2 separate regions of the Homo sapiens genome follow, and region 2 is linked to region 1. The links are chromatin loops, found by intact Hi-C in ENCODE. Cell type or tissue: PC-3. All regions are shown on one strand. Each heading gives the region's core, and the rest is flanking DNA. Links, peaks and the distances in the headings are about the cores only.

Region 1 (5,387 bases), core at 188-5,187:
TAACCCAAACAACACATTGCTCCATAATGCTCACAATAAATCCTGTATATTGCATAAAGGATGTTTCCCATTAAGGGCAACCTTACAGCTCTAGCAATGTTTTTTGTCCGTTGAAGGTGAAGGTGTGTATGTGTTTGGGGTGGAGGTGGCGGTAGGGGAGTTAGTTGATGGGTGAGTAAAGAAAACAGATAAGAGTCTGAGACCAGGGGCTGACCAGAGTACTTAGTAGAACAACATGGCCAAAATGAAAAAATAAAGTTGTAGAACCCGTACAGGTAATTCTCCTTTGCATTGGCAGCATCAGATCCCTATTGACATGAAATTTGAAATCATTGGTTAGCAAAACAATTTTGATTTCCCATTGAGTTCTTGGGGAGGGGGTGCAAATAACATTGGTGAAGCTGGGCTGCCCGACTCTGCCATCCTCCCATATGGCAGGTGTGCAGGCCACCTTGGCCTCCTGCGCGTGCTGCTCCTCATGGGCAGCTGCAGTCCGCCCATCGTCTCTGGGGCTGATGGAGAAGTGCTCGCCTCTCTGGCAGAGGGAGCTTCACTTCTGTTCCATTCATCTCCCTAGCTGCTCAGCAGTTCCTCCTTTTGGAGGCTGCTGTTCCTCTCCTCTTCCGAGGCTTGGGCATCCCAGCTGCAGGACCTGGGAGCCCAAGCCCCCAGGCCACGTGAGCCTCGTGCCCCGGTGCACAGCAGCCCCGCTCCTGCCCAGCCGTCAGCGCTCACTTTCCTCCCAGCTTTTGTTCCGCACCTTTCCTCCCTACAGGTTCTGGCACTGCGCCTTGCTGCTGACTTGTATTTTTTTCTCCATGATACAGGAGGGAGGGTAATTAGGAGGAAATCCTGAGAATCTTCAAACTACTGGAAAAAAAAGAAAATGCTGGCGGCGCTATTCATGGAAAGTGGAATTTGGCCTGGCTGTGACCTCCCCCATGCCTGGCTTAGACTCCTGGTGGAGGAGACAGATGGTGAGGTGAGGAAAGCTGTGTGACCCGATCACTGCCGGCCAGAGCAATCGGCAGGAGCAGTGAAGAGGAGATCATTTTAAAGCAAACATGGACTTTAGGGCAGGAGAGTAGAAGGGTAAATCTTTATATATTGGAAGCCAAGGCATTTCTGAATGGAATGAGCTTAGCAGTTTTATTTTAAATTCAGCGCCAAGAGGTAGACAGTGGACTTGCCCAGCATCAAATCTCACATTCAACACTGGGGACAGCTAGCTCAGAATCTGAAAGGGACAGTCATGGTCCCTTTCTAAGGAAATGTTCCCAGCAGTTAAGTAATCCGATCTGAATTGTGGAATAAATGGTGCTTTGAAATGTGTTTCTCATTAATCTTCATTTAAATGTAGACAGCTAAGTGGTTTGGATGTTATTTTGAGAGTGTCTCTTTAACCAAAAATTTATTATTAATGGCAAATATTTTAGGGCATGGTTGGCTGAATTTTCCTGGGTGTCAAACACATACTGTTTCCTGAAAATCATAAAATGTCCTCCTTCTGTTCCTAACAGAAGTGACATATCCCATTGTCTTGTTTCCACAATGCTTAACTGTGTTATAACAAATGTCAATGGTGAATTAACTATCCCTTTGAATGTTTCAAATGTGACTTTTAATTAAGCATATTAACCTGATATATTATCATTTGAGAAGCAACTAAGATTATATGAATTTTAAACTTTTGGATGCCCGCAGAACATGAAAAGCACTTTATGAGGCTTGCATTAATGCATATTTCATTATAATGTAATTCTATATTAGATATTCCATTTATGCATAGAGCCAAAATAGTTTCTGCTCTGTAGTGACGCTGATTTAAATGAGTAAATCACAAGGAATCGAGAAATCTTAACTCTTTGTGAATCTCAGCATTATCATGCATATAAAGAAAGTCTTTGTGGGCAGAATCTTACCTTTAGTTAATAGAGTACAGCATTTTTTATTCAAGTGGGATGGGGTAAGAGAGGATGGATGAACTATTTCTTCTGTATAACATTAACTGATTAGAGACAATCCTGAGCATTCCCTGAGCATTTTTCATTTACTCCACATATAGCAGCTGATCAGTTTTGCCACACAGAGCAGTCAATAAGGCTGAAGTACACATGAGAGGGTTATGAGGGGCTGGTGGGCTGCCTTGCCCACATGGGTAAGGAGAACATGTGCAATATTAATGCATAAAGAAACTCTGGGAGCTAGATGCATGCTACTCTGCAGGGCTGCCTTAAAGTATCCTGTGTAATATTACTAATAGACCTTTTACAATTTTTATAGCTTCCCGAGTTATTTTTGAGTCAGTGCTAGCATTCAATTATTTCCTGTTGAATAGGGAACAAAACAGGCCTAAAGACTGAAAGGAAAAGCTGCTGTGGGGAGCGGTCTCTCCAGATGGAAGTTTTCTGGCAGATTGTGATTTGTGACTCAGAATGAGCCCAGATTACTGTGCCATATGGGTGGCAGCAGTGCCTGTAGACACTATTCAGTTATTCAGTAGGCTCCTCCTGAACTCCTACTATGCGTTGGTTACTTGCCGGGCACTGGGAAACAAAGATGAGTAAGCGATAGTATCTGCCACCAAGGAGTCCATTCATTTATTCATTCATTCATTTAACCAACATTTACTGAGCATCAATGATGTGCATTGTATATTAGGGGAGTTGAGCACGTAAACATAGAGTAAATTACCATATGGTGTGACAAAATCAGTTATAGGAAAAAAATGCTCTGCAGCTTAGAGGTGGAGAGAGAGAAATTATATTTGGGGCAGTCAGGAATCCTCACAGAAAATGTGACATTCAACATGAATGTTGAAGTAGGATTAGGAAATTATTGAGAGGAAAGAAGGACAAGGTCATTCCAGACAATGAGAACAGCATGAGCAAAGTCATGGAGTTAAGGTTTCATGCTTGGGAGGAAAAATAAGAAAATAAGAAATAGATTGTGGATATAGCTTTTGGCTCATAGGGAGGAAATGCAACTAGAGAAATAACTTATGCAGGATCTTTCATGTCATGTTAGAGTTTGGCATTATTCTGAACGTTGGGAATGGAAAATTCCAGAGCTCCCTTCTGTCTATCCTCATGGCAGATATCCCTAAAATGGCATGAATGGTATTCTTTCCTGCTGAGCCCAGGCCAACCCTTGGAATCTTTCTCTATGTAGGGTTCTAAAAAACCTCAACCAACTTACTGGAACTGGTACAAAGAAGAAGTATATTCACCATCTTGGTTACAGGCAAAGGAAGCAAAGATTTTTAAATAGGGAAATGACAAGTGTGTGCTGTCATTCTCTATACTGATTTGATTATTGGGAAGACCATTTGAACCGGTGCACTGGAGAATGAATTAGAGTGGGGAGAATCTTGAATCAGGAAAACCAATAGGAAACTGTTTAATAGTTCAAGTCATTGGTTCTCAACCTGATGGCCCACTAATACATTTGAGATGCTTGTTACAAATGTCAATACCTAGGTTCCACCCTTGATGAATTAATCCAGAATTTAAAACAAAACAAAAGCCAAGTGGTTCATTTGTGCCCAAGGGTTGAGATCCACTTGTCTGTAAATCTGATCATGGAAACATTTATTTATTAGACAGAAGAGGTTTTATCTCTTTTAATGTATACTTGGAGAGGCGAGTGGATGACTTTGGGAAGATGGGAAATGATTTGCTTCCATTGGGCCTTTACTCATATAGTACTACTCATAATGGCTGCTTTCTTGATTGTCATCTATATCGCTGCTGACTTATCTATAGATATTTAATCCACCATATCAATCATCTGCATATGTATTTTTAATCCCCAATTTACAGATAAGGTAACAAAGTGTCAGAGACTTTAAGTAACTTGCTTAATGTCATAAGGTAATTGATGCCAACTACAACTGCCAATACATCTACTGTAGTTTTTTAAGGGGAAAACTGATGAGAATGTGAATGTTTCTCTCTGGTTCAAAACAAGGTCATCCTTACCCATCAGGAACTGTGCCTTTCATGTTCTGATTGGCTCAAATCCTCACTGTATGCACATTGCACAATTGTCCTGCCTATGTGTGCTTTCACGCTTGTGATTTCTGTGAACAAACAGTACCAAGAACCACCACCTCCCACCCCCCACCCAAATCAGAGACATGTTGGCTCACTTTAAATATCCTTTTAAAAACATCCATACAAATTGGATTTCTTTCCCTAATTGTTATTTAGCAAGCAAATAATGCTCCATGGCTGCCTAATTATTTGGATTGTTTCAGAACTAGTAAGCAGAAAACTAGTACTAGCAATAGTATTCACAGTAAACACTAGGTTCTTACTTTGTCTGAAACTTCTCTTCTAGAGTCTCTCTATACAACCAAGGCAGCTCTCATAGCCAGCACCCGTGCTATGCATTTAATTCAACAATGTGGGTCTCATTTATAAGCCAGCAGGCTGCTTCCTGACCTGGGGGATAGACCACGAAGGTTTGGCTTTAGGAGGGGCATGCTACTGCAACCAGGTGAGCCACATGGCTTGCCTAGCAACAAAGAATGCCAAGAACAGAATGCACAAAGTGAAGAATTCCTAATTTTGAATCCAGTGCTTTCAACTACCAGATTGTATTAATTCCTAGAAATGAAACAAAGTAAGAGATGCTTTATTTACTGTATTTATTATGGTTTACTCTTTTGGCAAAATCTTATGCATTATGTTAGCTGCTTCTTTTTTACTTATCATTGGAAGGAGACCCTAGAACCTTGTCTTTCCAGTTGTTTTTTGTGGAGCCCCAGGATTTCTTAGTGGATGAGGGAAACTTCAAGTGGATGTCATGGGGAAGTGAAGGTGAAGTTGCACTCAGCTCTACAATTTCCATCCCAACTTTGATTAGAATAGTTTTGCTTTTATTAATTTTGTATTTGAAAAAATAATCTGCTACAATTGGTACAAAGAGCACTGCACTAGATATAAGAAATCTCTGGGTAAAACATTTGTATATGCCAATCAATTGGAATTCTTGTTGTTTTTAATAATTTGAAAATCCAAAATCCAATTTTGATCCTGTACATGTCTGGAAAAACTGGCATGAACATAGCTGAAAAGAGTTGTTATAAAGCCCATGAACTTGTCTCTTAGGAGATGTCTGGATCCGCCTATAGGTGCTCAGTCATGGCCAGTGGAATTAAAATGGATTTTAAAGATAAGGTCTCTGATTTTACGATCCTGGTCATTAGATTTCAAGAAAGAGCATATATTAGCAGATGGCTGTTGGAAGCGGACATGCTGAAAAGTGATAGATACCACAAGGGAAGATGTGAGTTAAGACTTAGTCACCCACTGCACTGGAGGGACTATCTCATAATGAATAGGAGTGTGGACTCTGAAGTCTGATGGATTTTGGTTCATGAC
Region 2 (5,387 bases), core at 97-5,096, 430 kb after region 1:
GAGAAATGCAAATCAAAACCACAATGAGATACCATCTCATACCAGTTAGAATGGCGATCATTAAAAAGTCAGGAAACAACAGGTGCTAGAGAGGATGTGGAGAAATAGGAACACTTTTACACTGTTGGTGGGACTATAAACTAGTTCAACCATTGTGGAAAACAGTGTGGCGATTCCTCAATGATCTAGAACCAGAAATACCATTTGATCCAGCCATCCCATTGCTGGGTATACACCCAAAGGATTATAAATCATGCTGCTATAAAGACACATGCACACGTATGTTTATTGCAGCACTATTCACAATAGCAAAGACATGGAACCAACCCAAATGTCCATCAATGATAGACTGGATTAAGAAAATGTGGCATATATACACCATGGAATACTATGCAGCCATAAAGAAGGATGGGTTCATGTCCTTTGTAGGGACATGAATGAAGCTGGAAACCATCATTCTCAGCAAACTATTGCAAGGACAAAAAACCAAACACCGCATGTTCTCACTCATAGGTGGGAATTGAACAATGAGAACACTTGGACACAGGAAGGGGAACATCACCCACTGGGGCCTGTCGTGGGGTTGGGGGAGGGGGAAGGGATAGCATTAGGAGATATACCTAATGTAAATGACGAGTTAATGGGTGCAGCACACCAACATGGCACATGTATACATATGTAACAAACCTGCACGTTGTGCACATGTACCCTAGAACTTAAAGTATAAAATAATAATAATAATAACCACCACCATCATACCTAATATCTAAATACATCTTTTCTTTGTAGAATGGTATTTGGGTTATTTTGATGGCCTACCAATTTCATTACAATAGAATTCAACTGGAATCCTTAACAAATAATTAAAATAGCCCCTGATGGAAGATTAACTTCTATATTCCCAAATAAATCTTTGTAATGGGTTGTTTTAGTAGTGTGGTGATCACCAAAGCAATTTCCCCAAGTGAACTATGTTATTTTGAGGGAGACAGAGGCAATAAAACTACCTAGAATTATTTTCTCAAGTTTATCTGAGCTTGCCAGAGCAATTGATACACCTGTGTATGAACACAGCACAAGGAGATTGTCTTCTCCACCCTCCTCAATTTTCAGACGAATATACTGAGGCCTGAAGAACAAGAGTCCCACAATATATGGCCAGTGTGGCACTGTCCTCTGATTCTGCTGGTCTCCCTGATGTAAATCCCTTTACATCCTACCCCTTTGAGAAGGCTGTGTGGCTGACTTTTACAGGTTTCATAACCTTAGAAGTTAAGCTTTTCATGGAAGAACTCAGATCAACTCAGACAAACAGTGGGAAGCAATCAGCGGAATGCCAGGCATTGGGAGGGGAACTTCTGGTCCAGGCTCTGCCATTCACTCAGGTGGGGCCTTTGGACTCCATTTGTGAAAAAGAGGAGGCGATGGAACTATTGGCCATAAGGTCTTCATGACATCCTGGAGAGTCCTTATATGTCTGTAGAAGAGCCAGCTAGCCCCACTGCTTAGGCTTTTGGTGGCAGCTTCTAGTGGCTCTCTTACCCAGTGTGCAGCACTGGAAATGCATATGTTCTTATGACCAAAGGAGTTCATGACCCTCTTCCTTCAGAACCCAGGTGACATGCATGAGAGTCAACCCACAATGGCATTCAAATATCTGTCAGTAATTATAGCAAGAGCCATTTAGTTCACAGCCTTAGAAATTTACATCCCTCTACTTTTTTCATCTTGACTTTATCTTATTTACTAGACTAGGAACAAAGGAATTTTGAGTTGACAGAATCCAATCATCTGAGTTAAGGTAAATGTCATTATAAACAAATCAGTTCAAATAATTGATGTGTTATTTTGTCACTGTGATTTTAAAGAAAAGCACAAGCCCCTTCCAGTTCTCTTTGATAATAAAATACCATCATGGATTTGTACACTCCTGGTTTCTGGTATCAATTCAGCCTCCTGTGATAGGTGTTACTAAAAACCTTTGAAGAACTTGTTTGTACATGCCAGATTTTCTTTAATATACCAACCAGTAAGTAATTCTACTCTGCAGTCTTTCAAAAAAAGCTAGAAAAATGAAGCAAAAAGCAAAATAAAATGTTTGATTTTTTTTTTTTTCACATTTCTTTTTGTCATAAACCATGGAATATGGCTCAGGATCTCCATCTAGTGGAATCTTTAAGGTGAGAACTCTGTTGTAAAATCTCTTAGTCCTGGAAAGTTGGGGATAGGGCCATTAAATAAGACAAATAATTTTTTTTCTACACACATGCATTTATTGAGAGTCTAATATGATAAGTGTGTGTTGCTTCTTTTTAACTAGGAGAATCCATATTTCCTGGGTTACCATTAATAGGTCAGTCTCTACTAAGGTCTCCAAACCATGAAAGACCATCACATGTCATTTTGTTTACAGGGATAACTGGGTTCTTCCTTCTTCTCTTTCCCAAGCTTATATTATAGAATTTCACTTCTTTTTTAAAAAATCCACTCTGACAGGGTAAGGAAAGGGAAAGGAAAAACCTCAGGAAAAGCCATTTTTCTTCTAGTTGTTAATTCTCATCAAGAGTCTGATGGAGAAAGTTGTTGAGGTATATAACATACAATGTGAGCTCTCTCAGTTATGTCAAAGAGTCATAATAAGTCATGCTGTCTATGTCATGCCCCCACCCATCTGCTTCTCAGGGTGAACATACCCTATTTCTGTGCAGCAGACTGGAGAAATTTCAATGATAGCGTATCACTTTCCAGATAGAACACTTCTAATTCTTTCCGTCCTTGGAATGTAATATATGCAATTCAACTTATATTCCCACAAGCAGTGCCAACTGCTGCCCTCAGAGTAACTTTTGGAAAACTATTAGATGCACAGTCACCACCTCATGTGGCCACCCCAGTGATCTAGAAAGGCTAAGAATTCCTTCCCTGAATTTTGTATCTTTTCTTCATTATGTCTGGGTTTGTTTGTTGGTTTTGAGGCAGGGTCTTGCTCTGTTGCCCAGGCTACAGTGCAGTGGTGTGATAATGGCTCATTGTAGCTTTGAACTCAAGTGATTCTCCTATTCAGCCTTCCAAATAACTGGGACTACATCATGCACTACCATACCCAACTATTTTATTTATTTATTTATTTATCTATCTATCTTTTGTAAAGATCGGGTCTCACTATGTAGACCAGACTGGTTTCTAACTCCTGGCCTCAAGAGATCCTCCCACTGTGGCCTTCCAAAATGCTGGGATTATAGGTGCGAGCCACCAGGCCTGGCCATGTCTGGTATTTTGTTTCATGTGTATGAGTCCATCACCAATTAAACCAGGAAACATTTTTCTTTCTTCCTTCCTTCCTTTTTGTTTCTCTTTCTTTCCTTCCTTCCTTCCTTCCTTCCTTCCTTTCTTTCTTTCTCTCTTTCTCTTTCTTTCTCTCTTTCTCTTTCTTTTTCTTTCTTTCTTTCCCTCTTTTTCTCTCTTTCTTTTTCTTTCTCTCTTTCTTTCTTTCCCTCTTTTTCTTTCTTTCTCTCTTTCTTTCTTTTTCTTTCTTTCTCTCTTTCTTTCTTTCCTCCCTCCCTCAGGCCCACCCTTCCTCCCTTTCTCTCTCTCTTTCTTTCTCTCTTTCTTGACAGGGTTTCCCTACGTTGCCCAGGCTGGTCTTGAACTCCTGGGCTCAAGGGATTCTCCTGCCTTGGCCTCCCAAAGTGCTAGGATTACAGGCATGAGCCACTGCACCTGGCCAAGATTCCTATTTTCTAACTTCTTGGGTTCAGATCGTATGAGTGTCACACTGTCGATATGCTACTAGAAAAGATGGGGACCATTTCGAGTGCAGTAGGGATCTCTTGTTATATTTATGCTGCTCAATAGGCTGTTTATTCATTCACTATATGTGGTAAATTAATGTTTATTAAATTGAATTAAATAACACATAATTTATATACTAGTTGTTCTTTATTGCAAAAGAAAGCATCAATTGTCAGATGGTGCTAAAGACTGCTCTCTGTGACAAATATAAATTCGTGATTGTTGATATAAGTGACCAAAATAATCTATGCCTCAAAATCACCTGGGCCCTGTACAGTCAAATTCAATATTACTTTCATTCATAATTAAGTTTTTATTCAGGATATATGGTGAAATGATTGCATTAACAGCCCCACTTCCTCACCCTTCCATCCTTTTGCCATGTACCTTTGCAGTGTCCTCTCTGACTGTAGCCTCAGGCATGTAGCCTGCTTTGTCCAATAGGATGTTAGCAGACTTGGCTTAAGCAGAAGCCTAAAAAAGCCTTGTAAATTTTTGCTGTTTCTGTCACATCTCAGCCAAAACCATGAAAACACATCTGTCCAGGCAAACCTGCTAGAAGATGAGAGGCATGTGGCCCAGTCACTTATGTCATACCAGGCAAATATTAGGCACATGAATGAGACCAACTGATACAAGAAGAATCACCCAGCAGAGCAAAGCCTAAAGCCCTGACCTGCGGACTCTTGAGCTGTTATTGTCTTAAGCTACTGAGTTCTGTGGCAGTATGTCAAGAAGCATTATTGAGGCAATAGATACCTGATAGATGATGCATGCTAAGTTCTGGAATAGCATAGAAGTTCTGTTGGACAACAGTGAACTGTAGACAAAGACAAACTACAATTTAGAATATAGGATAGATGGGAGTCAGAGAAAACAAAGGTGAGAAAGTGCCTCATATTGAGGATAAGTTGATATTTGAAGAAAGAAAATTTAAAAGGATGTAAAGTCAGACAACAAGGCCAGAATAAATATAAACATACTTAGCTAATATGTATGAAAGGAAGAAAGTCCTGATGTTGGAGGATGGCTACCACATAAGATCTGCTGTCATCACACATTTAAATATAGTGGGGGTGATTGCTTTAAACATTAAGGAATTGCAAATGTGACTATTTCTACAACTGGGTATGTTTTCTTAGCTGTAGGTGGAGGGTAGGCTGGAAAAGTTTTTTTTGTTTTTGAGACACAGTCTCACTGTGTCACCCAGACTGGAGAGCAGTGGCCTGATCTTGGGTCACTGCAACCTCTGTCTCCCAGGTTCAAGTGATTCTCCTGCCTCAGCCTTCTGAATAGTTGGAACTACAGGTGCCACCACCTTGCCTGGCTAATTTTTAAAAAATATTTTTAGTAGAGACGGGGTTTCCCTATGTTGGCCAGGCTGGTCTAGAACTCCTGACCTCAGGTAATCTGCCTGCCTTGGCCTCCCAAAGTGCTGGGATTACAAGCATAAGCCACCATGCCCAGCCTTAGACTGCAAGAGTTCTAAAGCTTTTTCCACATGTCCCATAATTCTATCATTTCAGTATACTAGTTATTGTTTTGCAAATTTATTCTTAAAAAGTATGGTAATCATGGCCACAATTGCTGTAAGC

Evidence for each region. A loop is a pair of places that touch in the nucleus more often than their neighbours do. Peaks named below come from ENCODE experiments on the same cell type or tissue, not always from the same donor. Only the 100,000 strongest peaks of a DNase experiment are listed, where the experiment ranks them.
Region 2: it touches region 1 in a loop (3-fold over the local background); 1 of 110 quality-filtered maps calls a loop at or near these places.

What each region holds. Positions count from the first base shown.
Region 1 is chr3:143,329,123-143,334,509 of GRCh38, forward strand. The region is part of intron 14 of SLC9A9 (solute carrier family 9 member A9); the gene reads right to left. Among named protein-coding and RNA genes, the nearest start is that of SLC9A9-AS1, 10 kb to the right of the region's middle. In PC-3, for the core only: no CTCF peak of the experiment used is centred there; a DNase peak (open chromatin) is centred at 2,409; H3K27ac peaks cover 1,002 bases.
Region 2 is chr3:143,761,613-143,766,999 of GRCh38, forward strand. The region is part of intron 4 of SLC9A9 (solute carrier family 9 member A9); the gene reads right to left. Among named protein-coding and RNA genes, the nearest start is that of SLC9A9, 84 kb to the right of the region's middle. In PC-3, for the core only: a CTCF peak has its summit at 2,154 (motif pointing left); no DNase peak of the experiment used is centred there.